Linked DNA regions of Homo sapiens: region 2 is linked to region 1. Evidence: read pairs that join two places in POLR2A ChIA-PET (ENCODE). Cell type or tissue: GM12878. All regions are shown on one strand. Each heading gives the region's core, and the rest is flanking DNA. Links, peaks and the distances in the headings are about the cores only.

Region 1 (5,380 bases), core at 117-5,116:
TGTCAAAATGAAGTGACTTGAAGGAAGGTAGGGATATGATGGCAAGGTGTCAAGACTTGATCTTTGGACAGTTCTGAGTTTTCAAAGAGTTTGGGGGAAAGGAGGCCATTCAGGCAAGCAAAGAGCTAGGAAGGAAAGGAGATTCCTTTCAGAGGACTGAGAGGATAGTGTATGTCTCATGAGTCCAATTATTATTATTATTATTTATTTATTTATTTGAGACAAGGTCTTGTTCTGTCACCCAGGCTGAAGTGTAGTGACATGATCACAGTTCACTGCAGCCTTGACCTCGCGGGCTCAAGATCCTCCCACCTCAGATTCCCAACTAGCTAGGACTACAGGCATGAGCTACCATGCCTGGCTAATTTTTTTTTTTTTTTTTAAGAGATGGGGTCTCACTCTGTTTCCCAGGCTGGTCTTCTGGGCTCGTGTGATGCTCCTACCTAGGCCTCCCAAAGTGCTGGGATTACAGGCATGGGCCACCACACCCAGCCTGAGTCCAATTACTTAGAATCATAATATCCTGTCTTAATTTCTCCTCCCTACCCCCTGAATATTTAGTGAGGGAAGCCTGTTTTAGCTGTTCTAGCCCTACCTCAGCTGTACTATATGGGGTCTTGAAGGAAAAACTACTTATCTCTGCTTAGACCAGAAAGTTAAAGAAGAATGGATGTCTAACCACCCACTAACATCTGTTTGACAGACAACATAAGCCTCCTCCCCTTTCTCCACACTTTTTCTTCTACCTTTATTAAGCCCTTACTTTGTGCCTGGCACCAGTGTTAACTGTTTTACATGTATCACCTCACCAGAGTCTTTTAAGTCTGAATGTAAGTTTATTATTCCCATTTCAGAGATAAACTAAGGCTCAGAGGTTAAGTTGCCCAAAGTCAAACAGCTAGTAAAGGGCAGAGCTAGAATATGAACCCAGGAATGTCGGAGTACTACAAGCTCTTAACTACCATGCCATACTGGTGGCAACAATTAGTAATTACCAAGACTTCAAAGGTATGGTGACTCACAGGGGCAAGAGTTAATGTACTCTTCTCTTTGCAAAGATTTCCTTCCAGGCAAATGATGATAAGTTCTATCGTTCTTGAGGGCTGTGGCAGTTTCCCGGTACATGGTGGCAGCAGTGGGATCACAGCCGTGGGTAAGCTAGGCTAGCAAACCAAAGCATCCTGTCCTCAGACAGATGAGAATGTTACCATCTGAACTTCTTCAGGTCAATTTTCGAATACTAAGCTGAATACTGAAAAGACACCTTTTCTATTTCATTCTCCCTCTGAATGGGTAATATCCAGCCACTCCAATTAGTTTCATATTAGGTATCTTTTCTTAAAATCTCTGTTGGCATCATGTCCCTGCTTAGCCTGAGAATGTGCAGAGACAGAACGCTGGGACGGGAGTTATCCTAGGACACACTGACTACTTTCATAGGACCATGAGGCTATTTCCCAAAAGCTGAAATCAAGAAAATAGGTCCCCTAAAACAATTAGTGTTTCTAAAAAACATGAAACAGCTCTTTGAGATATCAAATATTATTCAGTCAGACTTTGTGATTTGAGCTTGCCATTGGTGGAGGCTCTGCAGCTTGCGCAGTGCTCTGGGTTTTGCTCCAGATCTGTCACATTGCATTAGTGCCCTTCCTCCTCACTGCCAACAAAAATAACAGCCTTGAACATGGCAGCACAATCCATTTGTCCTGCTCTAATTACTTTTTGACATTACTTTTTCTGTTGCTAGCTTGTTTTTTTTTTTTTTTTTCTACCAACCTCAGGGCATCATTAGAGTCATCTGAAAACAAAATCTTTAGGTTCTGCCAATATATATTTGGATAACTTTCTAGCACAAAATGGTTCCAAAGAGCAGTATGATAGTAGTTATAAGAAAAGCCACAAGGCACTCATAACTATTTCCAGAATTCCCCAGATGTCACAGAGAGTATAGCCAAGGACAAAATGCCAGGGTTTGAAGTTATAGGACCTGGGCAAGTTGTAGCTCTACCACTCACTAGCTGTGAGACCTTGGAGCAAGTCTCCGAATCTGTCTAGTTTTAGTTTCCTCTTTTGACAAATGGAGTCATCTCTTTACTCTGGTAACCTCACAAGAGCTGCTGTGAAGATCGGTTGAGATAATGCATGTGAAAATACTTTAGAAAGAGCAATAGTGTTATTATTATTGAGATAGTGTCTCGCTTTGCCACCCAGGCTGAAGTGCAGTGGCATGATCACAGCTCACGGCAGCCTCAACCTCACAGGCTCAAGCGAGCCTCCTGCTCATCCTCTCAAGTAGCTGGGACCAAAGGTATGCGCCACCATGTCTGGCTAATTCTTTTTTGTAGAGGTGGGGTCTCCTTATGCTGCCCAGGCTCATTTTATTAAGAGGCATAAAATGATGACCAATATTGCAAGGCTCTCTAGGTTTTCTGTTCTTCATTAATTCTAGTGTGTTCTTCATTAATTCTAGAGTGTGATAGTTATTTTTATGCCAACTTGCTTGGCTGGGCCACAGGGTGCCCAGACTGTTTGGTCAAACAATATTCTGGGTGTGTCTGGGGGGGGCTATTTTTGGATGAGATTAACATTTACGTCTGCAAACTCTGAGTAAAGCAGATTGCCCTCCATAATGTGAGTGTGCCTCATCAAATTAGGTGAAGGCCTGAACAGAACAAAAAGACCAGCCTCCCTCCTACAAGAGAGAACTCTCCAGCAGCCTGCCTTTGGACTTGAACTGGAACATTGGCTACCGTAGGTGTCTGGCCTGCAGACCTTCAGACTGCAAATGCAGCATGGCTTTCTTGGGTCTCCAACTGACTGAGCCATCCTGCAGATTCTGTGTCTTTATTCATTTATTTATTTTTTGAGACACAATTTCACTGTCACACAGGCTGGAGTGCAGTGGTACGATCTCAGCTTACTGCAACCTCTGCCTGCGGGCTCAAGCAATTCTCCTGCGTCAGCCTTCCGAGCAGCTGGGACTACAGGCGCACGCCACCATGCCCAGCTAATTTTTGTATTTTCCGTAGAGACAGGGTTTCACCATGCTGGCCAGGCTGGTCTTGAACTCCTGACCTCAAGTGATCTGCCCGCCTTGGCCTCCCAAAGTGCTGGGATTACAGGCTTGAGCCACCACACCCAGCCATATCCTACAGATTTTGGATTTGCCAGTCTTCATAATCACGTGAGCCAATTCCTTAAAATGAATCTCCATCCATCCAGCCAGCCAGCCTCAAAGCATATTGGTTCTGTTTCTCTGGAGAATAATGACTCATACATCTAGGATCTAGTTTTGTTTAGAATTCAAATGATCATACTATGCACTAAAAATTAGGGGCAGAAATATCAGAGATAAATTAAATCCAGAAGTGTATCTTCCAGAGCCTCCAGCATGACAGATACTGACTTACAAATTATATATATTTCCAAAAGTCACTTTTTGGCCTGCTGCCTGGAACTTAAAAGGCTATCCCTAATAATACTGGAGCTTCAGGCGGGGCGTGGTGGCTCACGCCTGTAATCCCAGCACTTTGGGAGGCCGAGGTGGGTGGATCACGGGGTCAGGAATTTGAGACCAGCCTGGCCAAGATGGTGAAACCCCGTCTCTACTAAAAATACAAAAATTAGCCGGGCGTAGGGGCACACGCCTGTAATCCCAGCTACTCAGGAGGCTGAGGCAGGAGAATCGCTTGAACCCGGGAGGTGGAGTTTGCAGTGAGCCAAGAGGGCACCACTGCACTCCAGCCTGGTGGCAGAGTGAGACTCCATCTCAAAATAATAAAAATAATGGAGCTTCAGGACAAAAGACTACTGAGAAGCTACCATTACAGGAATTGACTGATACATATTTATTGGATAAGTACACAAATGAATGTTGTTCTATTTAGAAAATGCTTTTGGAAGAATACAACATTTCTTGAGCACTTCCAGAGTACTATGCACTGCACTAGATGTTTCACATATATTGTTTCATTCAACACTTAACATCTGTAAGACAATGTTTCCTATTTCTTAAAATGACAAAACTGAGCTCTGACAGATGTTTTGGCCTAGGTCATGTACCTAGAATGTAGTGTAACTGAGATCAGAACCCAGATGATTCCAGTGCCTTGCCTCTAACTACAGGATAGCCATATTAAATAATCTAGCCCCGCCTTAAAAAACAAACAAACAGAAAAGTGGCAGTGATTAACTAAGATGTACCTTTATTTCCATACCATTTTTTCCCTTCCTCCACTCACTCCTAAATGAAGGATGGCAAAAAACTCTAAGAAAACAAAAAGCACTGGACCACAGGAGATTATGGAAATCCACAGGCTGAGGGGTTTTCAGCAGGATGACAAAGTAAGCAACTTGATTCTAGCAAAAGTTTGGATGTAAAGAACATCTTAGCAAATGAGAGTGAGAATTTCTTTTTTAAAAATTTTTTAGAGTTGCTGTCCCTTTGTCACCCAGGATGGAGCACAGTGATGCAATCACAGCTCACTGCAGTCTTGAATTCCTGGACTCTGGCAATCCTCCTGCCTCAGCCTCCTAAGTAGCTCAGACTACAGGCATGTGCCACCACAACCTGCTAATTTTCAAATTTTTTTGTACAAACGGGGCCTTGTCATCTTACCCAAGCTGGTCTCGAACTCCTGGACTCAAGCCATCTGCCTGCCTTGGCCTCCCAAAGTGCTAGGATTACAGGCATAAGCCACCATGCCTGGTCTGAGATTTTCTTTTTTTTTTTTTTTTTTTTTTTTTTTTCAAAACAAAGCAACAGAAAGTACAGTGGTCCCAAGGAACTATAAATGTAGATGGAAGAAAATACGGTGTGTGTAGAGAGTGAAGGGGACTTTGTTTGGCCTTTGCTTTTGTTGTTGTTATTGTTGTTGTTGTTTTTGAGACGGAGTCTCGCTCTGCCGCCAGGCTGGAATGCAGCGGTGCAATCTCAGCTCACTGCAACCTCCGCCTCCTGGATTTAAGTGATTCTCCTGCCTCAGCCTCCCGAGTAGCTGGGACTACAGGCGCACGCCACCACACCCAGGTAATTTTTGTATTATTAGTAGAGACGGGGTTTAACCACGTTGGCCAGAATGGTCTTGAACTCCTGACCTCAGGTGATCCGCCCGCCTCGGCCTCCAAAAGTGCCGGGATTACAGGCGTGAGCCACCGCACCTGGCCTGCCTTTGATTTTCTAATAATTATTAATTTTTTTTGAGATGGAGTCTTGCTCCGTCACCAGGCTGCAGTGCAGTGGCACAATCTTGGCTCACTGCAATCTGGGCCTCGCAGGTTCAAGCAATTCCCCTGCTTCAGCCTCCCAAGTAGCTGGAACTTCAGGCACATACTACCACACCCGGCTAATTTTTTGTATTTTAATAGAGATGGTGTTTCA
Region 2 (5,380 bases), core at 187-5,186, 72 kb after region 1:
ACTCTCTAAATCCTGTAACATGAGATAAGCCACTAAATCCCATGTTAAAGAAAGAAAAACAAGGCCCTTGGTCATGAATAATTTATCATACACTTAAGTCTAAGAAGAAGCAGATTCTCATAGCAAAAGTCAAATAAGACAGTAAGAGAAGAGTCTTGTCAAATTAGCCTTGACAATTAAGCAAGCCTTAATTTGACAAGGCTTTCCTGTCAAATTAGGAAGGAGAAGTGATGGGGTAATGAGACAAGAACCAGAAAGAGAAATCAAAGCCAAAAGAAAAATCTAAAGAAAACTATGAGAGTTCAGAGAAAATATCAGGTTCAAGCCAGTGTTTCCCAAACTTCTTGTACACCAGAATCATCTAGAGTTGCTTTTAAAATGGCAAATTCCTGAGCCCTACTCTAGACGAGGTGATTTTGGGTCACTGGAAGCTGGAAGCAAAGTAAATAAAGTTCACTAGCTTAACATCGGCTTCCTGCCCCCATCCCACCACCACATTTCATGTCATCCACTTTTCAACTATTGCCCAACCTTTTGTGTCACCACCTGAAATCGCCACTATTCTGCTGAGTGCAGACAGGTAGAGTCACATTTGTGCTGCTTTTAAGTATCTCCAGACTACATAAAATTTTGCACCATGTTTGGTGGCCAAATATACATCAAATTGTGTCTGATGTTTTATGGAAATGAATGGATTTGGATTTACGCTATCTAAAAAACTAAAACCTACCCAAAGAAATTACCAAAAGGTTTTTTTGTGTGTGTTTTTCTTTCGTTTGTTTGTTTTTTTGAGACAGTCTTGCTCTGTTTCCCAGGCTGGAGTACAGTGATGCGATCTCGGCTCACTGCAACCTCTGCTTCCTGGGTTCAAGTGATTCTCGTGCCTCAGCCTCTCAAGTAGCTGGCCCGCCACCACACCCAGTCAATTTTTGTGTTTTTAGAAGAAATGTGTTTTTAGTAGAGCCATGTTGGCCAGGCTGGTCTCAGACTCCTGACCTCAAGTGATCCGCCCGCCTCGGCCGCCCAAATTGCTGGGATTATAGGCATGAGTCACCGCGCCCGGCCCGAGGGGGTCTTTATAGAAGAGTTTTTTGTGAGACTGGTAGACACACAGAAGGTACTCCACGCAGTCTTGTTTTTCAAGATGCTGTGCATTCTAGGCATTTATTTTTAACCAATTATTTCCAAAATTTCTGAAAACATTAGAAAAGAATGTCTGACACGTACTTTGAAAAATGTACACTTGAACAAGCATGCTATTTATTTACAGACTATTACATAGTCTTTAAATATGCCAATGAAACAATTATATATTTCATTAAACCAAATCCAAGTTTTCTCTTGGATAAAACTAAGTACTACAAGAAGGGAGACAATTATGTAAGTTAAAGGGTGTTTTCTGCAGATAGGCCTCAAAATAAATACCTGTAACAGAAAAATTACATGGCATGTATAGGGGACAGGAAGAGAATAGTCCAGAGACTGTATTAGGGAGTCATAAGGAATGGCACTGAAAAGGTAAAAGGACATATTACAGAAGGACTTGTGAGCAAGGCGCAAAGTCAATTAGTCCAACAGAGAGCCGTTTTAAATGCTAAACTCAGCAAGGAGACAATGAAAGCAAGACTGGGAAGAGTCACTAAGCAGATGAAGTGAGGGGAAGAAAAGAGAAAAAAGAGAACTTTCTTGCACAAGTTAGCAGGGGTAGAACTGAGTCAACAGGAATGGAATGAAAGGAAAGGTTATCTCAAAAAGGCATACTTTGGCTTTTGTTTTTCAAAATAAAAGCCTACTGGCTGACCCCCTTCCATCATCCTGTTCGGTGTATAGCCTCACAGATATTTCAAGATACTTAAAATGCATGTATTTATACTTAGAGAAAATAACATCACAAATTATACATAATGTTCTCTAGCTTTTTTTTTTTTTTTTTTTTGAGATGGAGTCTCGCTCTGTCACCCAGGCTGGAGTGCAGTGGTGTGATCTCGGCTCACTGCAACCTCTGCCTCCTGGGTTCAACTGATCCTCTCACCTCAGCCTCCAAAGTAGCTGGAACAACAGGCACTCACCACCACGCCTGGCTAATTTTTGTATTTCTAGTAGAGATGTGGTTTTGACATGTTGGCCAAGCTGTCTCGAATTCCTGACCTCAAGTGATCCGCCCACCTCAGCCTCCCAAGTAGCTGGGACCACAGGCACGTACCACCATGCCTGGATAATTTTTTGTATTTTTAGTAGAGACAGGATTTTGCCATGTGGCCCAGGCTGGTCTCAAACTCCTGACCTCAAGTGATCCACCCGCCTCAGCCTCCCAAAGTGTTGGGATTATAGGCGTGAGCCACCGCACCCGGCCTGAAATCTTTCTTCACTTAAAATATTGTGGCCATCTTTCCATATCGATATATCAGAACCACCTTCCAAAGAACTGGCTCAAACAGAAAAGAAAGCAAAGAGTCAAGAATGATGCCAAACTTTCCTGACTAGATTAGGAGCCTGGAGTGTACTAAGAAAGAAATGGGCAATTTCACAATGGAAGAAAGAGGATTCCACTTTTGGAACAGATATCAGAACAAGGAATGCACATTTATGATTCATAAGCATGGATCTGAGAAAGAATGATCTAAGTGCAGAAAGAAAAAGGTAACAAATACTTATTGGACACCTAGTGTATACCTGGACTGCAACAGGAGCCAGGAGACATGGAAGAAACAAAAGTATATAACGTAAAAGGCAGAACTAATTCTAACGAACAAATAGCTAATTGCAAGTGTGAAGAGCTCTGCAGAAGATAAAAGTAAGGTACTATGAGAGCAAATAATAGGAGGGACCAATCCAGTCTTGGTGGTAAGAAGGGTCAGGGAACTTCCTTGAGGAAGTGATGTATAAGTAAAGACTTCAAGGGTATGTGTAACTACCTTGGTGAAATAGAGTAAGCATTCCAAGCATAGAGAATGGATGGTATGTTGTGTAGGCCAAAGAAGCAGTGTTTTTACAAAACAGAAATTGTGACTAAAGCACATAAAAAGATGGTGAAAAAGTCATGAGACAAGGCCAGAAAAGAAGGTAGGATTTAAAAAAAAAAAAAACAGATTACTAATAGTTTTGGAAAGAACAATTTTGGCGTTCTAGTCATTGTGGAAATAGATTTCTGGAAAGGTAGTGATGAAGAGCTTGGGCTAAATGAGGGTAAAAATCTCAGCTGTTACTTAGCAACTATATGAACTTGAGCAAATTACTTAACCTTTAAATCTGTGTCATCTGTAAATAGGAGATACAACAATAGTATTTGCTTCACAGGGCTGCTTGAAGATTAAGAATACATGTAAAGAATTTCACACAAGATCTGACACACAAAATATTAAGATCTTAGTGTATGTGCATGTGTTGTGTGTGTGTTTTGTAAGCGCTGCCAAGCATGACTGGCTGATAGGAGACAAAAAGCAGACAGGAAGTTCAAACAGACTAGAAGCAAAGACGTTAACAACTGTGATCTCAAAGTTGTAGAATTATAGGTAATTTTTATGTTTATTATTTATACTCTTATAGATCTTCCAAGTATTTACCAATAAGCATAAACTATTTCAACAATTAAGAAAAAGTTAATTTTAAATCATGTCTTTCTACTCTGGTTTCTCTTCAGATCATATAAATCTTTCGCCTTTTAAATCATGTATTAAAAAAAAAGAAAAAGGAAAAACAAAGATTTCTTTTAGATGCAGAATCTACCTACATTCGGCTGAAAATCAGATGGAAGAATCCACAGAGGAAAGGAAGGAAAGGCGAACTGTCCTGTGGAAAGCACAGCTGCAGGGATAGTAGAAAGTAACAGGCTCTCGATCCGTGGGAGGTGGTCACTTTGGAGGACAGATAAGTCATCCTCAGAGAACGAACACAATGAAGGAAATTCCAGCCTATTCATGTTCTCCTCTCAGGCTGTACCTCAACAAGATCCAACTGGACTTTGTGATCTCATAACCTGTCAAGGGGCCTGGCATGGAGTAGATAATAAATGTTTTTTTTAATCAAATGAATTTTTAACTTTTTTTATCAAACGAATTTTCTTGTAATTTCTAGCACAATTATATTTATAACTTAGGAAGTAATCTTCTCCTTGAACCAAGCACAGGATACCTTCAGCTATCTATCTGTCCCACACATTGCAGTTTCAGCCTATATATAATTTTAATAGCTACCAAATATCAGGATAAAATTATCCTGGCTATACTTGCCACAGAACCCATGAACTTACACTGTAGCCCAACTTCCCTTCCTGTTCTTCAGACTAAATCTACTGAAAAACACACAACCAATCAAAATCGTATGCCCTTTTCTCTCCTCTTCCCAGTAAGTAGTTGGGGCAAAAAACGGTAGGTATAGAAGAAATCGCTTGAAATACAAGAGTCAGAAAATCTGAATTTAAGTTCAGCTAAGTTCAGCTCTGCCCTGATTATGTATTCGTGGTCAAGCCAGTCACCCTGTTTAAGTCTTACTTCTCTGTAAAAGGACGACTAAATATACCCTCTCCATCTCAGATGTGAAAAAGCGCTCTGCAAACAGCACAAGGTATAGGCCAAAGTATCCTAGTCTCTGATGGTGCTGCTCCACAGGTACAGACAAGTAGTTCAGACAAGATCCTCTCACTACCCAAACTCTTGCCTACTTGTCAACCAGCAGTATATGTGTGCAAGATGTCTGGATAAAGTTAACCCATAACCCAGGGTTAAAAGAAGGCCTTTTCTGCATGTAAGTGTCATCAGACTGGATGGGAAATATCATTCACTCTAGGTCCATCAGTAGCAACTCCAAACACTTGAGTCACCTCCCAAACAAGAAGTTGCTATTATACTCTGTAGTGGGGTAGGACACAGGGTAAGGCTTTGGGATTATAAGCTTCCAAGGTGAAGAATAATGACATAGCAAATAATCAGTGGGGCCCCATCTGATCAATGAACTTAAATCATTTTGTCAAGACGTCCCTTCCTTTTCCTGCTTCCAGCCAATCTTAAATATTTCTTTAAACAGCTTTGTTTAGGTATAATTCACATGCAATTAAATTCGCCTGTTGTAAGTGTATAATTCAATGACTTTTATTCATTCATTTATAGACTTGTGCAAGCATCACCAAAATCTAATTTCGAACCTTTGCATCACCCATAAAACTCCCTTTGTTCCTGTTTCCACTCCCAACTTAGCCCCCAGACAACCACTGATCTGTCTCTATACATTTGACTTCTCTGGACATTTTGTTCTGGTTTTTGTTTTGAGACAGTCTTGCTCTTCTTCCAGTCTTCGCCCAGACTGGAGTGCAGTGGTATGATCTCAGCTCACTGCAACCTCTACCTCCCGGGTTCAAGTAACTCTCATGCCTCAGTCACCTGAG

The links. ChIA-PET counts read pairs that join two places held together with the same protein. Peaks named below come from ENCODE experiments on the same cell type or tissue, not always from the same donor. Only the 100,000 strongest peaks of a DNase experiment are listed, where the experiment ranks them.
Region 2: POLR2A ChIA-PET joins it to region 1 with 5 read pairs; 11 of 35 experiments call an interaction of 5 or more read pairs at or near these places.

What each region holds. Positions count from the first base shown.
Region 1 is chr9:124,623,162-124,628,541 of GRCh38, forward strand. The region is part of intron 2 of NR6A1 (nuclear receptor subfamily 6 group A member 1); the gene reads right to left. Among named protein-coding and RNA genes, the nearest start is that of MIR181A2HG, 33 kb to the right of the region's middle. In GM12878, for the core only: no CTCF peak of the experiment used is centred there; a DNase peak (open chromatin) is centred at 2,040.
Region 2 is chr9:124,694,605-124,699,984 of GRCh38, forward strand. The region is part of intron 2 of NR6A1 (nuclear receptor subfamily 6 group A member 1); the gene reads right to left. MIR181A2HG (MIR181A2 host gene) reads left to right here. Exons shown (of 2, transcript NR_038975.1): 2 at 3,714-4,024. Among named protein-coding and RNA genes, the nearest start is that of MIR181B2, 3.6 kb to the left of the region's middle. RefSeq lists an enhancer at 418-963. In GM12878, for the core only: no CTCF peak of the experiment used is centred there; no DNase peak of the experiment used is centred there.